2 separate regions of the Homo sapiens genome follow, and region 2 is linked to region 1. Evidence: read pairs that join two places in POLR2A ChIA-PET (ENCODE). Cell type or tissue: PC-3. All regions are shown on one strand. Each heading gives the region's core, and the rest is flanking DNA. Links, peaks and the distances in the headings are about the cores only.

Region 1 (6,617 bases), core at 976-4,975:
GCAACATAATGTACTTGTAACAACTTTGTTTTTCTACATGTATTAGGTCAACTGATTCTCAGAAAATATAGTTGATTTTGAAAATCAGTATGTATGATCTTTTTTTACAGATTAGCAAAGTAAGTCAGAGAGAAGGAAAGAGATCTTTTGGGGGCATAGAGCTCATTGGTAGCAGAGCAGTTATTGGTCTTCTGTTCCCTATTTCAGGTCTCTTTTCATTATGCCACTCTTTATGGTGATAAGTATCATTGGACTTTCTTAGGAGAAAGTGGTCCTTTCCATAGCAACATCTCACTGATGAGGGTTGCATAGCCATCCTTTAATTATCTCCCCTGCCATCCTGGAAAAATGGCCCTCCCAAAGCCTATTAACTTGAAGGGTCTCTGTTGCCCCCTGGAGGCCCAGAGAAGAAGAGAAGAGAGGGCACCAATGCTGGGAAAGTCCCCAAGAACTGATGAAATCCCTCCTGGGACAGATAGGGGCAGCCACAACATGGTGCTTCCCTCTTCAAAGAAGAATCCTAGAACTCCCTCTGCAGCATGTGGACTCAAAAAGTTGGGGTCATCTCACATGCAAGGAGGAGGCCTGCTCTCTGTACCATAGTGATTCCTAAAGGATCAGGCAAAATAATAACACACTCTTTTGGTGTGTTATTGCACACCGCATTTGGTGAATGATGCAGTCCACAGAAAGATCAACACATAGAAATTCAGGGTGGCCTGAAAGGCTCATTCTCTGCAGCCTCTCAAGTGCTGTGGCACTGTTTTACTACTCTGTAGTCGCATCTCTCCTAGAATTCAGGGCACTGGCTCATAATTCTTTCTGCCCTCTCTTTACTTTTTAAGTGTAAAAGATAAGGCTGGAGGTAAACTATACAGGGTGTGGTTCAATGCTGGGACAAGTTAAGAAAACACATGGTTTTAAAGGAAACCTCTCAGTACAACAGGACACACCTATCAAACCAAATATTACTAGATGGAACAGGACCAATTTGAGGATTTGCCAGAATTGAAAGGACACAGAGATCATTTAAATGTCGCCATGTCGAGGAGACATGAAAGGCTAGAGATAGAGATAGTAACTGATTTGCCTAAGGCATCACAGCCAGGCAGAGGAAGGACTGGACCTAGAAGTCAGGTTTCCGACAGCCAAGGCCGTAGGCTTCCCTGTGGCCTGGAATCTGGAGCTCTTCTGTGTCAGCCCACATAACAGTCTATGCTGTGCTGTTACCCTAGTCCCTATTAAGCTCTATAATCCACTTTGTGTAAATACTACTAACCAAGGGACAACAAAGGGATTGGCTGCCAGAGCGGAGTTTAAAAATCAACCTTAGCCTCTTACCAGCTGGGTGGCCTTAGACACCTCCCTTAGTCTCCCCAACCTCAATTTCTCATCCTCAAATACTCTCTTGTAGTGTCCTTGTGATAAGGTCTGATGTAAGGAATGGGCCTGGTGTGTTGTAAGTAATCACTAAATAATAGGATATTAGAGTCATGGTCCAGTTGGTAATGTGCACAGCCGATCCCTAATGGCTCACCAAAGCTGACTGTTAAATTTTGAAGAATTTTGCAAGCTAGCTGTGAACCATAGCCATTATTAAAAATTAAATTATAGGCCAGGTGCAGTGGCTCACACTTGTAATCGCAGCACTTTGGGAGGCGGAGGCGGGGGAATCATTTGAGATCAGGAGTTCAAGACCAGCCTGGCCAATATGGTGAAACCCTGTCTCTACTAAAAGTACAAAAATTAGCTGGGCGTGTTGGCCTGTACCTGTAATCCCAGCTACTCAGGAGGCTGAGGCAGGAGAATCCTTGAATCTGGGAGGCAGAGGTTGCTCTGAGCCAAGATTGTACCACTACACTCCAGCCTGGGTGAGAGAGTGAGACTCTGTCTCAAAAAAGTAAATAAATAAAAAAGAGATAAAACTTAAATTATATAAACAAAATTAAATTACATTAAAATAAAAGGTAATAAAAATAATAAAAATTCATCAGTTTGTCATAATTTTTACTGCATTTTTCTACTTATTTATGTTCTTAAAGTTACTTATGCCTATTTTATTTGTATGCTATACAATGGTGCTCCACTGAGACTCTTGAAATTCATCATAATGGGAGTATTTCAAGCTAGTGAAATCAGCAAATGCTATAAACCAACCCTTCTTTGGAGAGCTGAATGTTATACATTTACCAGCACACCACTAGTGCCAGCAACAAGAAGGAGCTGGAGCTGGATATCTGCCAGAGATTACCAGAAATTAGATGGAAACTTTTCTTGCTTTTTTTCTAATCAGATTCTACATGCGCACAAATCCCTTCTACCCGGAAGTTGAGCTCAATTTCATTTCTGTTTTCTGGCCACAACTGCCAAATGGGCTTGAAGCTGCTTACGAATTTGCCGACAGAGATGAAGTCCGGTTTTTCAAAGGTAATCTTTCTAATTATTTTTCACTGCTTTAATAAATCAATTTTTCATTCCCTTTGGGGCTGAGATATAAGGTTACTAGCTACATTCTCTCCAGGGACTTTTGAAAATCTCAGTCTCACCAACCAAATCAATGAAAGTCCATCAACTTAACTAAACGGTGCGTAGCGCATTTTGGAGTCATTTTAAACAAAAGGCAAATGACTGGAGATAGAACGTTCTGGCCTTTTTAATGAATCTAGATTTACAAAAATATTTTCTGCACAAACTATGTATTTAAAACCCCCTCCATATTCCTGGGAGTACTCAAAGTAAAACTCGAGACACTATGCCACGCACCAATATTTTTGCAAACGTGTGTTTAACGTAGTACAATGAGTAAGACATTTGACTCAGCCATACACTCAAGGCAAAGAATTAAATGCAGGTCAGATGGGCCAAACGCTTTGAAACAGGATTTTTAGCCTTTAAATTATGAAATTAAATGGATGTTAGAGACAGAAAGTTTCAAATTCCTTTTTCATGAGGGGTAAATAGCACGTGTGTACAGTAACAGAAATCTTGGCTTTAGTATATGAGACCAGCTTTATGTGATGAGGGGCTTACTGAGTATAAACACGGAATCTGGACACAGCATTAATTCAAGTATTTGGAACTATCTTCTAGTCAAATGCAGTGATTTGAATCCAGGATTGCAAACCCTTACAGGTTATGAGTCACTACAGCACTTCACCCTTTATGATACAAATGGTTTGAACTTCCACAGTCCATGAGCAAACCTGGAGAACCGAAGTTTATATCACCAAGGTGGCATAACTAACTCTTTAGTCATTTGAACATCTGACTGTGGAAAGAAGCCCCCAACTCCATAAACAAGTCATTCTCAAAGCTTGCTGCAGATTAGAATCAACTAAGAAGCTTCCAAAGATAGACACATTTAATTGGTCTGGGATAGGGTCCTGGCATCAGTATTTTCAAAAATCTCCCTAGATGATTCTAATCTGCAGCCAGGGTACTGCACTAGCATGTGAAACTAAGAACTTAGCTGAAAATTCACTTACTGCCTATTGAAGTCTTAGGCAAGTGTTTTATCACTCTTTCTTGATTGGCAGGGAATAAGTACTGGGCTGTTCAGGGACAGAATGTGCTACACGGATACCCCAAGGACATCTACAGCTCCTTTGGCTTCCCTAGAACTGTGAAGCATATCGATGCTGCTCTTTCTGAGGAAAACACTGGAAAAACCTACTTCTTTGTTGCTAACAAATACTGGAGGTAAGTTTAAGTGCAGAGAATGTTAGGGCCTCAGTTCTTTCTACATAAAAAGTTCTAGAATAGCCCATTTCAAAGTGAGTCTCAAACTGCCTTGGCCGGCATCCTTTCCTTCAGATGGCTGGTGCCAATCTATCATCTATTTAGTCTATTGACCAATAATCATCACACAATGCCTGCACTGGGAATCCAGAGAATGTAGGGGGATGAATTTTAAAAGGATGTAGAATTGAGGACATTCATCTTAACGGAGCTACTTTGGCCAAAAGTTACTTATCTTCCATAGTATGTTACCTCGATAGGACATAGCGTAGAACCTACTGGAGAATTCGATGCTGGATTTCAGAGGGGCCTTAAAGGCCTTTTAGTTCACCCAACATTCCACCTTATCCCATCCACTCCCCATTTCACAAATGATCTATAAAATGAAATATTCTGGTTAAATTCCTCATTGTGTATTTTCTGTAATGATTTTCAGAGTGCACATGTTTAGCAAAAGGTCTGACACTCTTAACTCTTTTCTGACCAGGTATGATGAATATAAACGATCTATGGATCCAGGTTATCCCAAAATGATAGCACATGACTTTCCTGGAATTGGCCACAAAGTTGATGCAGTTTTCATGAAAGATGGTAAGTGAATATACATGTATTTCCTCCATTTCATTGCCGTAGCAATAACATCATTATTGTTAGTTGGAACAGCAAATGCCAAAAATATCTGTGCTCACAGATGAATTGGTTTCTCAAGAATTCAAGTTAAACCTAGAAACTACTTGTATAATGTAGTAAGTCTCTTTTGTTTTGTTTCTAGGATTTTTCTATTTCTTTCATGGAACAAGACAATACAAATTTGATCCTAAAACGAAGAGAATTTTGACTCTCCAGAAAGCTAATAGCTGGTTCAACTGCAGGAAAAATTGAACATTACTAATTTGAATGGAAAACACATGGTGTGAGTCCAAAGAAGGTGTTTTCCTGAAGAACTGTCTATTTTCTCAGTCATTTTTAACCTCTAGAGTCACTGATACACAGAATATAATCTTATTTATACCTCAGTTTGCATATTTTTTTACTATTTAGAATGTAGCCCTTTTTGTACTGATATAATTTAGTTCCACAAATGGTGGGTACAAAAAGTCAAGTTTGTGGCTTATGGATTCATATAGGCCAGAGTTGCAAAGATCTTTTCCAGAGTATGCAACTCTGACGTTGATCCCAGAGAGCAGCTTCAGTGACAAACATATCCTTTCAAGACAGAAAGAGACAGGAGACATGAGTCTTTGCCGGAGGAAAAGCAGCTCAAGAACACATGTGCAGTCACTGGTGTCACCCTGGATAGGCAAGGGATAACTCTTCTAACACAAAATAAGTGTTTTATGTTTGGAATAAAGTCAACCTTGTTTCTACTGTTTTATACACTTTCTATATTTATTATTGTTACTTTCTGATGACAACGCCACCCTTACAGAGACTGCTTTTCAAATTTGAAATGGGAAGTAGACAATATAAAAAATGTTCATGTGGGAAATGAGGATATACAAAAAACTCAACTATTCTCTATTCACATGGAATTTATACCATATAAACTGGGGTGGGGGAGGGGAATCCATTTCCCTTGCCCCATTTATGGATTCCAAAAGTGGTTTTAGGTAAAATCAGTGACATCATGGTAGAGCGTTCTAGGTGTATGTCATTTTGTCTCTTCTGAACATATGGGAGGGTTCCATTTTCCCACAGTCCAACTCCTTGCAGAGTTGGGTGGTGGGCAGTGGGGCATCTGACTACTTCTAGCCAGAGGGTTGAGTGAAGAAGTGACAAATATCATTTTCAGACTGGAACATTTAATTGCTGGTGGAAATTTCTCTAGTAGTCTACTCCTTCTGTCCTGTGGTAGAAGTACATCATGAGAGAGTTGCCACAAGACAGAACAAGCTGAATTGCTGGAGGTAAATGCTCCAAATAGTTACACAAACCTCAGTAGACTTTGCTTAAGCAGGAAATCAAATTTTAGGCTGGCCATGGTGGCTCACACCTATAATCCTAGCATTTTGGGTGGCTGAGACAGGAGGATTGCTTGAGACTAGGAGTTTGAGACCAGCCTGGGCAACATAGTAAGGCTCTACGTCTACAAAAAAAAATTTAAAAATAGCTGAGTATAGTGGTACACACCTGTATTCCCAGCTACTCTGAGGGCTGAGATGGGAGGATCACTTGAGCCCAGGAGTTGGAGGCTTCAGTGAGTCATAATCGCACCACTTTATTAGTTCGTTCTCACATTGCTATAAAGAATTACCTCTGACTGGATAATTTATAAAGAAAAGAGGTTTAATTGGCTCACGGTTTCACCGGCTGTACAGGGAGCATGGCTGGAAAGACCTCAGGAAACTTATAATCATGACAGAAGGTGAAAGAGAAGCCGGCATGTCCTACGTGGCTGGAGCAAGAGGAAGAGAGAGAGCAGGTGGAAGTGCTACACACTTTCAAACAACCAGATCTTGTGAGAACTCACTCACTATCACAAGAACAGCAAAGGGGAAATCCACTCACATGATTCAGTTACCTCCCACCAGATCCCTCCTCCAACGCTGAGGAATTACAATTCCACACAAGATTTGCCTCGGGACACAGAGCCAAACCATATCACCGCTGCGCTCCAGCCTGGGTTACAGAATGAGATTCTTGTCTCTAAACATATATACAACTTTTATTTCCTAAGCCACTAAGATTTTCTATTTGATTAATGCTGCATAATATAGTTTGTCAAGATAATCACTAGTTTATCATGACTAATTTGGGAGGAAAGTTTATGTAGGCAGGAGTCTTGCAAGTAGCTTTACACAGGCAGAAGCAAGCTCTACACAGGCAGAAGTAGTACCTCCCTCTTGCCAGAGGAGCACAAACTATGCTTGCATGGAGAA
Region 2 (4,000 bases), core at 1-4,000, 450 kb after region 1:
CAACAGGTAGAGTAAGGAGGGTCAGTGGATAGAAAAGTACTAAAAGGAGACATCAGGGGTGGTAGGATTCTTGCTGAAGGCAGGCTAAGGGCTTATACTTCAGAAGTGGAGAATGAGGAACTTGATCAGATACCCAGAGTGGCGGGATCCTCACTAAACTGACAGGATTCTTATTAAGACTGAGGTAGGCCGACAATTACAGGTGGGGTAGGGCCCAAAGTCAAGGCCTAGTCAAGAAGAGGGCTCAGAAGAGGCTCAGAAGTTTGGTCAAAGAGATAGTCTTTGTCAGTATGTACACAAATGACATGCATATATTCCTGAATTTTTGAATTTTTTAAAAAATTCAAATAGGACATTAAGAACTTACAAATTTGGGTCACATCAGAACTTCCCTTTCCAACTTTTAGTCACTTGCAGGCATCCCAAGCATTATGTTTTCATCTGTTTAAAAAAAAAAAGTCACTTTATATTTCTGTGGTAAGACTTTGGGTTTTAATTTTCATAAAACCCTTCATTAGGGTTTTGGAACTAGAGAGGATCCAATAGCTCCCTTGATTTAATCAGTTTATTTTGTATATGAGCACTCAGCCAAGGTAATTGCTAAAAAGATTTTTATAGATAATATTGAGACTCTTAAAATCCAAGACAGCTTTAAAATGTTGGCATCTGTATCAAAAGTCAGGTTTTAAAAATTTACAGAAATATTATTTAAAGGCTTAATTAGTAAACCTTAATAATTTAATGTAAATTAGAATTTCAGCAACTCCAGTTTCAAAAATCAATGAATTAAAAGTTAGGAAAATAAAGGTGTTAAAGACGGCCTGAGTATATTGGGCGCATATTGTTTGCTTCTTCACGTCAGTCTGGGACCATTAGCTCAAAACTTACCTTATCTAAGCTCAAAATTTTATCCATGTAATTGCTCAAATGTAGCTCCGATGGGCCGGGTGCAGTGGCTTACGCCTGTAATCACGGCACTTTGGGAGGCCAAGGCAGGCAGATTGCCTGAGGTCAGGAGTTTGAGACCAGCCTGGCCAACATGGTGAAACCCCATCTCTACTAAAAATTACAAAAATTATCCGGGCATGGTGGTGCATGCCTGTAGTCCCAGCTACTTGGGAGGCTGAGGCAGGAGAATCTCTTCAACCCAGGAGGTGGAGGTTGCAGTGAGACATTGCACTCCAGCCTGGGATACAGAGCAACACTCCATCTCAAAGAAAAAAAAAAGTATATATATATATATATATATATATATATATATATATATATATACATACACACACACACACACACACACACACACACACATAGCTCAGATGGCCATGTTTTTAGCCATTTAGAGTCTGCCTGCTAGCCAAAGATAAAACCGTACCTGGCATCTGTTAACCAAAGATAAGACAAAGCATAGAGCTATAAAAGACCCCAAACCTCTGCTGCCCTTCCAAGTTCTCTAACTCAGAGACTCCCTATCTTATCTTGTAGCTGTACAACATCCTAGACAGATAAACCCCATTTCTGCTTCTCCCCTACCCCAGGAGTAGTTCCCTTGCCTTCTTCCCCTTCTGCATGGTGGCCATACACCTCTGCCTCTGGAAGGTGTCCAGCTGTGAGGGATGTCCTCCTTACATGCAGTCTGTCAAGCACCACCCAAATAAAGCTTGTTGCATGCTACTGCCACCTTGTGGTCACATCTCTTCTTTGATCAGCCCCAAAATCCTTGAACTCAGAAAAACCTTATGTTTAGGAGAAAATAGTCACAAGAAATACTGACAAACACAAGGCAGAGAGGACCTTGTTCTTCCTGTACATATTTCCTGTCAAGGAAGGAAAAAAGAATTCTAGGATCCCAAAAGCCGATGGAAGTCCAGGAAAAGCCTTTCCTATGGATTTCCAGAAGGCAATCATGCAAGGGACTAAGCCCACAGAGGCACAGAGATGTTAAATAATTGCCCAAGCTTACTCTGCTGTGATTGGAATCCGAAGACTGAACTTTCAATTCCTGTGCTACTGCCTCTCCTAAATTACAGTGTCTCAAATCAGATAATGAATATAGACACTTAGTACATTTGAGTTCCATAAATATCAAGCTGGGCGTGGTGGCTCACGCCTGTAATCCCGGCACTTTGGGAGGCTGAGGTGGGTGGATCACTGGAAGCCAGGATTTCAAGACCAGCCTGGCCAACATGACGAAACCCCGTCTCTACTAAAAATACAAAAACCAGGTGTGGTGATGCACACCTGTAATCCCAGCAACTTGGGAGGCTGAGGCATGAGAATTACTTGAGCCTGGGAGTCGGAGGTTGCAGTGAGCTGAGATCACACCATTGCACTCCAGCCTGGGCAACAGAGTTAGACTCTGTCTCAAAAACAAGAACAAAACAAAATACCAAAAGTAAATAAATGTCAGTTAATTGTTGTTATTAAGATTCTAATGCCTATATCTGTACCTTATGCTCTTTCCAGAGTTGAAATGCCATGCCTCCTCATCAGAAATCAGTTCCAATTCCCATCTCCTACATGAATCCTTTTAAACTAGGGTGATCTTTCCTCTCTAAAGATTCCTTTTGATATCTAAAGGCAGAATTTGGCCCATGATCTACTTTATCAATTATTCTGCCTTAGTACTTTATCAGCAGTGGTATTTAAAGAGGAAGAAATCTCTCACATTCCATGTTCACTCACAGGAAGCCATTCATTCATTCATTTACTCAATAAGGGTCTTTTCTGTCAGGCCCTGTGCTCAGTGCTACACATATAATGGTGAACAGAAAACATGATTATTGTCCTCGTGGAAAATTTGACAACAGACTATGGCATTAAAAACTGTAAATATAAATTGTGTTAAGTGTTATGAAGAAAAAGAACAAAGGGTCTACTAAAGAGACTATCAAAGGGATATAATCTAGATGGGAGAAGTCAGAGAAAGACAGTCTGAGAAAGTAACATGGAGGCTGACACCTGAAGAATGAGTAGGAATTTGCCAGGGAAAGAGTGAATGAAAGAAGATTCCAGTCAAAGACCCTGAAGCAAAAGAGAGTTTGACATATTTAGAAACTGATGAAAACCAAGGTGGCTGAAAGACAGTGAGCAATGGGTAGAGTGGCAGAAAATAAAGTTGAAGACTATCAAGGGACATGTTGACCTGAGGAGGAGCAGGAATATTGTGCAACTTGAAAAAATACCTGTTATTTGCACAGTACAAACTCTGCAAATGAGACCTTGCCTAAATCTTGACTCAAGATTTAGAAGTGGGCATGGTTTTTTTTGTTTTGTTTTGTTTTGTTTTTTGAGCTGGAGTTTCACCCTTGTTGCCCAGGCTGGAGTGCAATGGCGTGATCTCGGCTCACCGTAACATCTGCCTCCTGGGTTCAAGCAATTCTCCTGCCTCAGCCTCCCCAGTAGCTGGGATTACAGGCATGTGCCACCACACCCAGCCAATTTTTTGTATTTTTAGTAGAGACGGGGTTTCTCCATGTTGATCAGGCTGGTCTTGAACTCCCGACCTCAGGTGATCCGCCCACCTTGGTCTCCCAAAGTTCTGGGATTACAGGCATGAGTCACCACGTCCGACCAGGAGTGGGTGTAGTTTTTAAGAGATTGAGTAATACTGACCCACTGATCCTTTTTGTTTCAAGCGTACTTGTATTGCTTTTAAAATAGTGAATCTCTTAAACATCACATCTGTTTTGCCTGGAATTTTCTTTCTTTTTAATTATTTATTAAGACATGGTCTTACTATGTTGCCCAGACTGGTCTTGAGCTCCTAGACTCAAACGATCCACCTGCCTTGGCCTCCTAAAGTTCTGGGATTACAGGTGTGAACCACTGCATCTGGTCTTGAATTTTCTTAGTAACATACATAGTGTCTACTATGATGTGCAAGACAACAAAAGGAGGTGACATCTTCTCCAATAGGAGCTGAATATGGTTCAATCACATTGCCTGTGACCACAAAGGAACTTAATGGCTAATGGTATCAAGCGATATAAGGAAATTAAGA

What was found. ChIA-PET counts read pairs that join two places held together with the same protein. Peaks named below come from ENCODE experiments on the same cell type or tissue, not always from the same donor. Only the 100,000 strongest peaks of a DNase experiment are listed, where the experiment ranks them.
Region 2: POLR2A ChIA-PET joins it to region 1 with 6 read pairs; 1 of 35 experiments calls an interaction of 5 or more read pairs at or near these places.

What each region holds. Positions count from the first base shown.
Region 1 is chr11:102,788,415-102,795,031 of GRCh38, reverse strand. It overlaps MMP1 (matrix metallopeptidase 1), which reads left to right. Exons shown (of 10, transcript NM_002421.4): 7 at 2,294-2,427; 8 at 3,537-3,699; 9 at 4,226-4,329; 10 at 4,511-5,113. The coding sequence ends at 4,620. It also overlaps the pseudogene WTAPP1. Among named protein-coding and RNA genes, the nearest start is that of MMP1, 6.4 kb to the left of the region's middle. In PC-3, for the core only: no CTCF peak of the experiment used is centred there; a DNase peak (open chromatin) is centred at 3,201.
Region 2 is chr11:102,339,617-102,343,616 of GRCh38, reverse strand. No RefSeq gene overlaps it. Among named protein-coding and RNA genes, the nearest start is that of BIRC2, 5.6 kb to the left of the region's middle. In PC-3, for the core only: a CTCF peak has its summit at 1,689 (motif pointing left); a DNase peak (open chromatin) is centred at 1,646.